Linked DNA regions of Homo sapiens: region 2 is linked to region 1. A link is an interaction called in ENCODE POLR2A ChIA-PET data of the cell type or tissue named here. Cell type or tissue: A673. All regions are shown on one strand. Links, peaks and the distances in the headings refer to the core of each region. The heading gives the core; the rest is flanking DNA.

Region 1 (6,151 bases), core at 1-4,000:
TGTGAATCTTCTCAGCTCTTAGACCTTGAGGGACAAAGGAGTTGTGGGAGTGTTACCGCTTTCCTCCCACCCCGCTCTCTCCCTCCCTCTCTCCCTTTACCTACTTCTCTCTTGCCCTCTCTGTTTCTTTTTCTTTTCTTTCTTTTTTTTTTTTTGAGACGGAGTCTCGCTCCGTCGCCCAGGCTAGAGTGCAGTAGTGCGATCTCGGCTCACTGCAAGCTCCGCCTCCCGGGTTCACGCCATTCTCCTGCCTCAGCCTCCCGAGTAGCTGGGACTACAGGAGCCCACCACTACGCCCGGCTAGTTTTTTGTATTTTGTTTAGTGGAGACGGGGTTTCACCGTGTTAGCCAGGATGGTCTTGATCTCTTGACCTCATGATCCGCCCGCCTTGGCCTCCCAAAGTGCTGGGATTACAGGCGTGAGCCACCGCGCCCGGACTCCCTCTCTGTTTCTTTATGTCCCTGTGCTTTGCTGCTTTGTTTCTGCCTATTTCTGTCCTACTGTCATTCTGTTGCTCCCTCTTTCCCTGTCTCTGACCCTTTTTGTCTCTCTTTGCTTCCCTCTTTCTCTCTGTCGCCATGAGTCTCTCTCTGCTTCTCTCTTTGTCTCTGCATGCTGGTTTCTGTCTGTGTCTCCCTCCTTGCATATCTCTGTGTCTCTCCCTTTGTCTCTCTCCATCTCTTGTCTTTGTGTCTATGCACTGCCCGCCCCCACCGCCACACCTCTGTGTTTTCTTTCTCTCCTTTCCCTCCTCCCTCCTGTCTCCTGCCTCTGGGAAGAGGGCAGAGATCACTGGGCAGGATTGGATGTCATTAAACGAAAAAAAAGAGAAAGGACTCCTTTTCTCCTGCTTGCCTCTGGGGAATGCCTAACAATGAGAAACACTTTGGTGGGTAATCGATAGGAACAAGATGCAACTAGACATCTTTGTTGGGCAGTGCAGCCGGCAGTTCCCTCTGACTGGAGCCCCTGGGAATGGCTGGCCTCTTGACCAGCCTCAAACAGAGTGTATCACAGTGCAGCGGACTTGAAGTGTGAGCCCAGCACATCCTGACCTGGGGGTGCCTCATTTCCATCCCCCCCTCCCCTCCCTCCCCTGCCCTCTTCTCGCCTGGTAATACTTCACAAATATCATGAATAGAAAGAGACACTGTAACAGACAGGACATAGATTGTAGCCAGCATAGGTTGTGGGGCTGGCTAACAATCAGGGTTTCTCTAGCTGGAGCACTACTCTTAATCTTTCTAAACCCCAATTTTCTTGTGTGTAAACTAGGGAGAATAACAACCGTAATCAATTCTAGGCAAGGCAGCTGGTTTTCTTTTTGAATAACAAATTTGATCAGCACCTCCCCGACTTAGACCCCCACAGCATGGATCATATCTGTCTTTTTTCAATGCTGAATCCCAGCACCAAGCTCCAAGGAGATGCTTAATAAGTGTGTGTGGCAACACAGTAGGTACTTCATATGTGTTTGTCAAATGAACAGACTACCTGCTTCTAGACCTGTACTGCCTGGCTGTCTTCTTTCTGCCTCTAACTTCCCAAAAAAAAGAGCTCCAGGCTAGACTCTAGATCTTTGCTCTTGCTTGCCAGCTTTGTCTTCCCTTTTCTGCCTTTTTCCTCCCTGCATGTGGCCCTCTGAGGTTATGAGGATGAAAGGAAAAGGAAGTGAGTCACACAGGCAGGAATTCAGAACACTGGCCTCTTGGATATAGCCAAACCAGCAGAAGCGTCCACATATGGTATCATAGAAAGTTAAAGAAGGAAGAAAACTTAGAGATCATCAAGTCTGCTCATTCTTCTCCCATTTTACAGATGGGCAATCCGTGCCCAGAGAAAGGGAGTGACTTGCACAAAGTACTATAACTTGTCTCTGTGGCAGAGAGAGGGACAGAAGAAACTTAGAGTTCTACAATTTCTCAAAGTTCCTCAAACATTATCCTTGGTCTTTAGTTCTACACACCCTTATGCATTGGTAAGGGCAAGCCCCACTGAACCCCATTCTCCATTTTAGTCTTAGTAGTGGCGCTCACAAAACCTTCCCCATTCTTCTTAATGCAATCCAACCATAAGATGCATTGCTAACAGAGGCAAACAGGGCCTCTCACTTTAGATGAACCAGCCACAAGAAGCTGCTTTTTGACAGGCTTGTGTCCACTTATCCTGATTCAGCTAGACTGTCGGAGGCTTTCCATGACTCCTCCATTCTGACTAAGATTTGCCATTTTTTTTTTTGCTTCCTCTATACCTTGTATATATCTTATCTTTGGACATCCCACATTGCTTTTTTTAAAATCGGCTTTATAACATATAATTTATGTACAATAAAATTCACCAATTTTATATACAACTCAATGAGTTTTGACAAATACGTACAGTAGTATGACCCCCAGCACAATCAAGAAACAGAACACTTTCATTGGCCCCCAAAGTATAATAACATCCATACTCTCTTGAAGTCAATTTCCTACCATTGCCAGCCCCGGGCAATCATTGATCCAATTTTAGCTGTGATAGCTTTGCCTTTTCCAGAAGTTCATATAATTAGAATCATTTTGTATCTGGTTGCTTTCACTTAACATAATGTTTCTGTGACTCATCAATGTTGTTACAAGTATCAGCAATTCCTTCCTTTTTATTGCATTACAATAGTTATCCAGTTGTTCCAGCACCATTTAATTAAAAGACCATCTTTCCCACTGTATGGATGTACTGCAATTTATTTAACCATTCACGAGGTAATGGACATTTGGATTGTTTCCACTTTTTGGCTGTTGAGAATAAGGCTGCCATGAGCACTCATGTACAGGTTTTGTTTTATTTTTATACGCTTTCATTTTTCTCTGAGTAAATACTCAGGACTAGGATTTCTATGTTATATGGTAAGTGTATCTTTAATTTTAAGAGAAACTGACAAATAGCTTCCAAAGTTCTGTAGCATTCTCCATTAGCACTGGCAATGCATGGAAATTCCAGGTTCCACATCTCTGCCAACACTTGGAATTATCAGTCTTTTTATTTTTAACCATGCTATGGTGCAATCATATCTCATTGAGGTTTTAATTTACATTCTTCTATGACTAATGATATTGATCATCTTTTCTTTGGTAAAGTATATTCAAATTTTTTGTCCATTTTTATCAGGTTGGTTGCTTTCTTATTACTGAGTTACAAGTATTATTTTCATATTTTTTAAATTTTATATTTAATTGACAAATAATAATTACATATATTTATGGGGCATGACATGATGTTTTGAAATACGTTTACATAATGGAATGATTAAATCAAGCTAATTGACAAATCTCTCAGCTCACATACTTTTTATGTGTGGTAAAAATATTTAAAATCTACTCTTTTAGCAATTTGAAATATACAATGGATTATTTATTATAGTCACTATTCTGTGTGATAGATCACTAAAGCTTATTTCTTCTGTAAAACTGGAATCTTGTGCCCTTTTATTAACATCTCCCCTTTCCCCATTTACCCCCCTGCTCCAGCCTGTGGTGTTTACCATCTATTCTTTACTTCTATGAGTTTTACTTCTTTAGATTTCACATATAAGTGTGATATGTATCTTCTTGTGTTTTCAAAGTAAGTTCTTCATGATGAATATAATATTTTCTCCTAGTCTGTGGCACTTGCAAGTCCAGCACCATTTATTTCATCATGGCCAGACCTGAGGTTCGTTAATTATCTCTCTGAGCCTCAGTTTTTTAATATGTAAAACGGTGTTATAAATGTGTCTACTTCTTAGAGTTTGTGAAGATTAAAAGGAATAGTGCATATAAAACTCTTAGCGTAATGCCTAGAACTTAAATAAGAGCTTGAATATCATCAACTAACTGTTATTATTTGATTTGTATTCATTCCATCTCTGCTCAATCAATAATAGTACTCTTTGGGCATTAACTTGTATTATCTGCAGCTGGTAGCTGGAAATAACTGGAGCTCAGGAAACCAGTCTAGACTAGAACTAGAAATTTGGTTGGGAGGCCAAGGTGAGTGGATCACTTAAGCCCCAGAGTTTGAGGCCAGCCTGGACAACATGGTGAAAACCTGTATCTATAAAAAAAAAAAAAAAAAAAAAAAGATTTGGAAGTAAATAGCATGGTATGTAGCTATGATTTGGAGTCTGGAGGCTGACTGAACTCAGAGTGAGAGTGTTTATAGTGAGATGATGAGATAGCCACAGCTGGAACTCTGACCAATCCCAACTCTGACCGATCCCAACATTTGAGGGATAGGCAAAGGAAGAGGGCATGATGGAAGTTAATGAGATTGTGTAGCCTGAGAGGAGGAGGAAAGCCAGGAGAGAACAGAGTCATAGAAGCCAAAGAAGGAGTAAGATCTGAGATGGAAGGAAACACTAACAAACTCAAATGCTATACAGAAGGTGAGCCCTGAAGAAGAGACCAGTACCTTAGCCAAGAGCCAGTGCTTTCAGTGGAGAGGTGAACAGGAAGTCCAACGACAGGGTTAAGAAGCAAGCAAGTGCTGAGGTTTGGGAATCACCAAGCATATAGCTCATGTTTCCCCCACATTTCGTTTGAGATGGTGAGAGGAGAAAGGAGATGGTAGCTTTCTTTAGAGGGTAGCAGTCGTGGAGGGCAGTCTTCCTTTTTTAGTATGGGAGAGACTGAAACGTGTTCCTGGACAGATAGAACAGAACCAGTGGACAGCAAATGGTTGAAAGGACAGAAAAGAGAGTGGATAATAGTAAGGGTGAGTCCCCTGAGGTGGCAAGAAGGAATGGTGTCTAGAGTGTAGAATCAGCTTGGGGCAGGGGAGTGTGGTGGCTTTATACTACGTCAACCCGCTGAGACGGAACAATGTTTCTCTTTATAGTTGAGAGTTAGGATAGACCAAAAGAGAAATTTGCATATGATTTGAAAGAATGGCAGAGCCGTTACATCTTGAAGGTCACTGTGGTTAAACGTGGTGAGAGGTACATGCAGAGGTGCTGGCTGACTTCAGCTTGTTTTGGTTTTTGTAGTAAAAGTGAGATGCCAGAAAATTTGAGCTTATCTTTCTTCCCCTCAACTCTGCGCTTAGCTCTTCTTCCTTCCTGCCTGCCCTGCTAAGTGATGTTAACCCCAGAACCATAATCTGATGCAGCAGCAACAGCCTTCCAAAGACTTTTCCATCAGCTTTCTTTTGCAGATCCACTCCAGCAGATACATGAGCCTGGCTACGCATATTCCTTCATGAATGCCTATGTGCCCACTCATTCTGGTATTTCAAGATGGCTGCTTAGTGACTTATTTGATTTCCCATCTCCCTGTTGGGGTGCTTACTTACCCAGTTTCTACTACAGTTATAAAATGTGTTAATTCTACAACAAATTCATATTTTAGGATATTCACAGAGTTTCAGCTTTCCTGATTGAATCTTGATTGATGTGGGATGGGGGGACATTCTTACACACATTGCAAGACGACACTAAGAGTGGGTGCAGGAAGCAGTAAGAGGGTGGATGTCAAGGGAATTTGGGTCACGTGGTCTTGATGTCATATGAAGACATAGGAACTAGGTCAAATAAGAAAGATTTGAGTTAGGGTGGAGATTGAGGCTTGGAAAGCTTGGAAAAGCTCTGGAAAATGGTACAGTAAGTGGAAGAAAGAGTTGAGAGTATCCTCTGTTGAAAAGCCAAGGGGTTGGAATGTGTACTGGAGGAATGTTAAAGGAAGGAGGCCCGAATTCAAGTCCTGGCTTTACCCCTTCTTAGCTCCATGGCCTTGGATAAGTCACATATTTTCCTCTCTGCGGTTGCTTTTGCCTATTTGTTCTCCCTCCTCCTCTGCCCTGTATTTTAGGAAACTGCATTCCCAAGCTCTTCTGCCAGCTGGCTTCCAAATAGGCCTGGTCAGTGCATGGTACTAGTGGAAGCCTGGAGGAGAGAGAAGCGACACAATCTGGCTATTGCAGTCTCACTGCTCTGCTCCACAGCTTTGACTCTGAGTAGCCTTTTCCTCCAGAGCCTGGCTGCTGCTGGCCGGCAGCTCTCTTTACGGCTCTTGCCCCAGCCAGCAGGCCTGGAAATGGTAGCAATTTCCTGCTATACTACTCTGGGTTGCCACTTCTGCTTTTCCATTACCTGTGTAATGAGGCCCCTGAATAGTTTTCCTCTGCTTGAAATACTCG
Region 2 (5,170 bases), core at 1,171-5,170, 88 kb after region 1:
TGTATGCTAAACTCCTGACCCCAGCCCCATGTGATATTCTCTTTAGGGCATGTGTGTGTATGTGTGAGCATGTGTGTATTTTAATAGACTGATAGTGATCAGCCAAGTAGTCACTTGACTAATTGCTTTGATCAAAATTGTCCTGGGGGAAAAAGCACATTATTTTTGAAATGAAGATATTGGAAATAATTAAGCAAGATCTGGCCAGGAATCATCAAGATTCAAATTCCTCCAGCTGTCTGCCAGTTCAACAACTTGCTTATTTTATTAGTCTCCAGTGTGAGCTTCCCTTTCTCCACTTTTGCTGAGCTGGTAATTTTAAGTATATTACCTCTCTGAGCAGTTCCAGGTCTCCTCCTGTCCATCCACACACAGATCTCTGAAAATGCTTAGAGCATTTATTAATACAGTCATTAGTACTCCTGGGCCAATTTCAGGGTCTTCATTATTATTGGGAAAGAAGGCCATTGCAGGGTAATTTTCACTTTACCCCATTCCAAGATTCACTCATGGACCTGCCTAGAAGATGGAAGGTAACAAAGGAAAAAGACAAGGCAGTGGACTTGTAGTTGGCAGACCTGGATTTGAATATATGCCATAGTTTTTTGTGGTTATGTATCTGGGACAAGTTACTGAGTCTGTTTGAGCTTTAGTTTCCTCATTTATAAAAACCAAGAAAGAGTTCAAAGTGAGGCTTATTCCCTACCCGTCTGGAACCCTCATCCTTTCCAGTGACCTACAGGAATGAGATGTTAAGTATCTGGGGATACCTATAATGTGTTTGTGGTGGCACAGTTGAGAAGAGTTGCTCTATTAAAATTCAAGCGGCCCATGGGAAGGGTAATATGCTAAATACCAAACATTTGAGGCTCCGAAAGTGATGTTGTAATATAATCCATTGTTTGACACATTATGCCTGTCCAGCATCTCATCCTAGCTTAGGAAAACCATGAGATTGTTTGTGTATGGAACATTTATATCTGCTGCATGCTTTACCTTAGGATTATCTCAAATCTCACAATACTTCACAAAGAAACAATATCATCCGCATTTTATAGCTAAGAAAAACAGTGCTCAAAGAGGCTCTAAGGCTAAGCTTTTTTCTTCTTCTTTCTTCTTCAGCTCAATTCCAGTCTCTCTCATCTCATATTGCATAATTATTCATTCACTCATTGGACCACAAGATCCTTCAGCTACTCTTTGAGGTTGCGCACAATTTAGGTGATCAATAAAAGCTTGTGAAATAAATGAAGGAATAAACGTCATCTTTCTCTCTGGAGATTTGACCAGGTAGACCTTGGAATATGGGGAGCGCCTGAGTCTCACTGCAGGAAGTAGATCTTTGTCCAGCTCTAGGTAGTAAAGGAGGCTGTTTTTTACCGGGTAAGGAACACAGCCAAGTGTTCTAGTGATTTCTGCACAGAGGGAGAGCGAAGTGGCAGCAACATTGGTCCAAGCTAGCTAGCAGGTTGCTGAATCCAGCAAGGAGTAATTTGAGGACTAAGTATAGCAAACTAAAGCCTGGTTATCTAAATGAGAGAATCCTTAAAGACATTCAGAGTGGCTGGATGCTAAGTGCATCTACTTAAACCCTTTCTGCTTGAGACTCACATGCATTCTGGGAGCTGAGGACTTACTTAAGCCTGTAGGGGAGGGACAGGTGCTTCCACTGTGGAAGGAGGAAAGAGGAGAATGTCGGAGAACAAATTGGGTGTCCTAGCTCTAGGCCTCTGATCCATTGAGGCAGGGTTGTGGTGTCAGGTGTCATGCCCACATCACTCCCCCCAACCCCATACTCATCCCCTGGAAGCCAGAATATTTGCATTTAAAGTGACTCACTGAAGAGCAAGCAGCTTCATCCAAAGGAGTAAATATCTAATGAGAAGGCTTTCAGATGCTTGGATAAAAGGATGTGAGGGCATCCCTTTTGAGGTCAGGCCTTCCCAGCAATCTCCAAACATGTGAAGGCCACTGTGTTTAGCTATGTGGACTGGGTTCTGCACAACTATATGTGGCAGCCCTGAATCTCACCCTGGAGCAATGTGTTTCCTGGAAGAAAATTCACTGAAATGTCACTCTGTATGCACAGTGAACAGAATTTGCACTGCAGAATAAGCTGAATTTTTCTAGAGTCTCCTTTCTCCTTCTACATGGGGGTAAATTTCTCATGTTCTTCAAGGTCTCTCGCTCCAGTGCCATTGCCTCTGTGGACCTCTCCGTGATGGCCTCCTGTGTCCCCAAAGAATTATCCATCCTCCTTTCTTCATGTTCCTATAGCACTTTGTTAGCTTAAGCTCTACTCTGATGTGGTCCCTGGCCAAGTCTGCAGCTCATTTCCTGGCCCCCTTTCCTGGGTATTTATGCTCTAGCAATGCTATTCCTCCCCTCCTCCACCCCCACTCCCCACAGCACTCACTTCACCCCCAAAATGCTGCTGATGCTTCCCAGGCTCTGCATATGCTTCTTCCCTCCATCTGGAAGACCTTTCCCCACTCTCTTTCTGGCTAACTTTCAGGCATTTCTTCCAAGACTTAGCTCTGGCCTGAGACAGGGACTACAGCTGGATGATTCACCAGTGTAATCCAGGCTCCTGGCGTGCCACCTGGAATCTAGTAGAAACTCAGGGAATATTGGTTGCATGCATGAAAGAATGAATCTCCTCCAAGAAATTCTGACACCAGTCCCCCAGCCTGAGTTAGATATCAGTCCTCTCTGTTTCTGTATAACTCTATGCCTGTTTTCTCAGTTATCCCTTTTATTGGAAAGTGTGTCTATGTCTGTCGACCTCTCTCACCTCTCCGTTTTCACTACTAGATTCTAAACTTCTGAAGGGCAGGGGCCAAGTTTCACTCATCTTCAGGCTTTCAGTGTCTAACAGACTGCCTGGCATGCAGTAGGCCCTAAATAAATGCTGATAGTAACTAATGGAACAGAACTAGATGACTGCTACTTTTAAGACATTGCCTTATGGTGAGTAATTTTCTTTCTTTTTTACTGGGCTTGGAGATCCTAGTACCCCACATAGTGCCTAATAGGGAGTCAATAAAACGTTATTGTTTGATTTGTAAAATAGACTTCCTTGTAGAGTAGAGAAAACACTAGTTGAAGAGTCAGCTTTTGGTTCTGATGTTGCCACATGACAACCCAATTACCTTGGGAAAGTCATTGGAGTTCTTTGAAACTCAGTCTTCTAATCTGCCAAATGGGCATACAAATTTTCTGCTATCTTAGTTTGGTTCTCCCATAAGTAGGATTTATGTCCCTCGACAAGGACTTGAGTTACATAGTTTATTTGGAAAGTGGTCTTACACAATACAAGGGAGGAGTATGTAAAAAAGTGAGACAGGGGAGAGAGACAGGTCAATACTGTGGGCATTAATAATGGGCTGCTGCTGCAGACAAGGTGGGCCTGATTCTGCTGGAGATCCTACAAGAAACCATGTAGAATATGCCTCCAAACAGTCTCTAGAGATGAGCTGGAAGCAGGGGTATTGATCCTTTTACCTTCATTCCCCATTGGGTGGAGGTGGCTCTGGGGTGTTAACATCCTCCCAATTCTGCAGCCAAGCAACCCCCACTAGGTGCTGGAGAAACCCTGCGGCAGAGGAATGGTGAGATGCAAAGACTTGAGATGGGAAGCTATTAGTATCTTTGAAACTAATAGATGCAAGTGGTCGCAGAGGTGAGCTGAGGGGAAACAGCGCAGGAATTGGACAGCATTTGTCTACCAACTCAAAGCGTCCTGTGATTATCAACCAAATTCTTACAAGGAAAGATGCTCTGTGAATTTAACATACTGTTAAATGTCAGATATTTAAATGTATTATTTCCTTACATTTCAATATCCTCCCCCAAATTTCACCTTGCCCCTTCCAGTTCTCCTTTTCCTCCTTCCTCCTTCCCCACTGAACTATTGTTGTCAAATTAGCCTAATCAAACCTAGCTTGTTTTGCTCCTTAAGGAACCCACAGAACTCCAGTGACACTCATTATTTCTCCAGGAGAATCTGAGATCTCCAATAATGAGTGCTCACTTGAGGTTCTTCTCTCTTTCTGTCAGGGAGACAGCTCCTCTTTTCCCACCTCATCACCCACACAGGCGAACCCTGACCAATGTGTGTCTGCCCTGGAAGGGCTGATTCTTCCCTTCATAGGAGGAGGACTATAATGTGTGTGGAGGGGGGTGGGGGGGTGCTCCTGTCACAGCCCTGCCAGGCCTGAGAGTTCACTGGAACTGTGGAAAGACCCTCATTGTGAAGCTTTCCCCTGCATGTCAGCACCACAGCACCACTGCAAGGACAACTCAGATTCAGCCTTATAATGAGCTTTCCATGTGGCCTGTTCAAGGCATTCTTTGCACATTGGTGATTTTGAGATGTTTCCTTTAGCAAAATCTGTTTAGTTTTGTAATCTAGAATTACATATTCCGGAAACAGAGATGCTTGGGGAATGGGCTGACCTACTTGATAGAACTTTTTTGGTAATTATGATGACTTGATCTTTTTTGAAAAAGGAAAGTCTTAAATATTCATATGCTTTGATCTGATAACTTTATTTCTTTGCATGCATTGTAAGGAGATACTCAAATATGAAATGCTTTACACACAGAGATGTTTGTCACAAAATTATTTGTAACTGGAATAATGACTAACAATAATAGGTCAATGGCCAAATTTTATGAAGAGTATGTAATAGTGTAGAAAAAACAATATTACCACAATGTGAAAGATACAGATTTTAGTACTGCATGTGCAACATACTTATTCCAGTAAAAATAAACAAAATAAAAATGACTCCTATAAAACAGGCAAGAATTGTATCTCAAAATGTTAATAGTGGTTGTGTTAGGGTGCTGTGATTCTGGGAGATATTTTCTCCTCTTGACTTTCCTACATTTTTATGTTCAGCAGACATTTCAGTTCAAAGAACACTTATTTTTTGCAGGGCACAGTTATCCACACCTGAAGTCCCAGCTACTTGGGAGGCTGAAGCAGGGGGATTACTTGAACCCAGGGGCTCAAGACTGTAGTGTGCTGTAATTGCACCTGTGAATAGCCTGTGAATTGCACCTGTGATTACTTGAGCCCAGGAGTTCAAGACTGTAGTGTGCTATGATTGCACTTGTGAATAGCCAATGCACTCCAGCCTGGGCAGCATAGCAAGACCTCCTC

What was found. Peaks named below come from ENCODE experiments on the same cell type or tissue, not always from the same donor. Only the 100,000 strongest peaks of a DNase experiment are listed, where the experiment ranks them.
Region 2: POLR2A ChIA-PET joins it to region 1 with 8 read pairs; 2 of 35 experiments call an interaction of 5 or more read pairs at or near these places.

What each region holds. Positions count from the first base shown.
Region 1 is chr1:58,391,069-58,397,219 of GRCh38, reverse strand. It overlaps a transcript of DAB1 not described here. Among named protein-coding and RNA genes, the nearest start is that of OMA1, 150 kb to the left of the region's middle. RefSeq lists an enhancer at 4,734-5,234. In A673, for the core only: no CTCF peak of the experiment used is centred there; a DNase peak (open chromatin) is centred at 1,649; H3K27ac peaks cover 976 bases.
Region 2 is chr1:58,305,000-58,310,169 of GRCh38, reverse strand. It overlaps a transcript of DAB1 not described here. Among named protein-coding and RNA genes, the nearest start is that of OMA1, 240 kb to the left of the region's middle. In A673, for the core only: no CTCF peak of the experiment used is centred there; no DNase peak of the experiment used is centred there.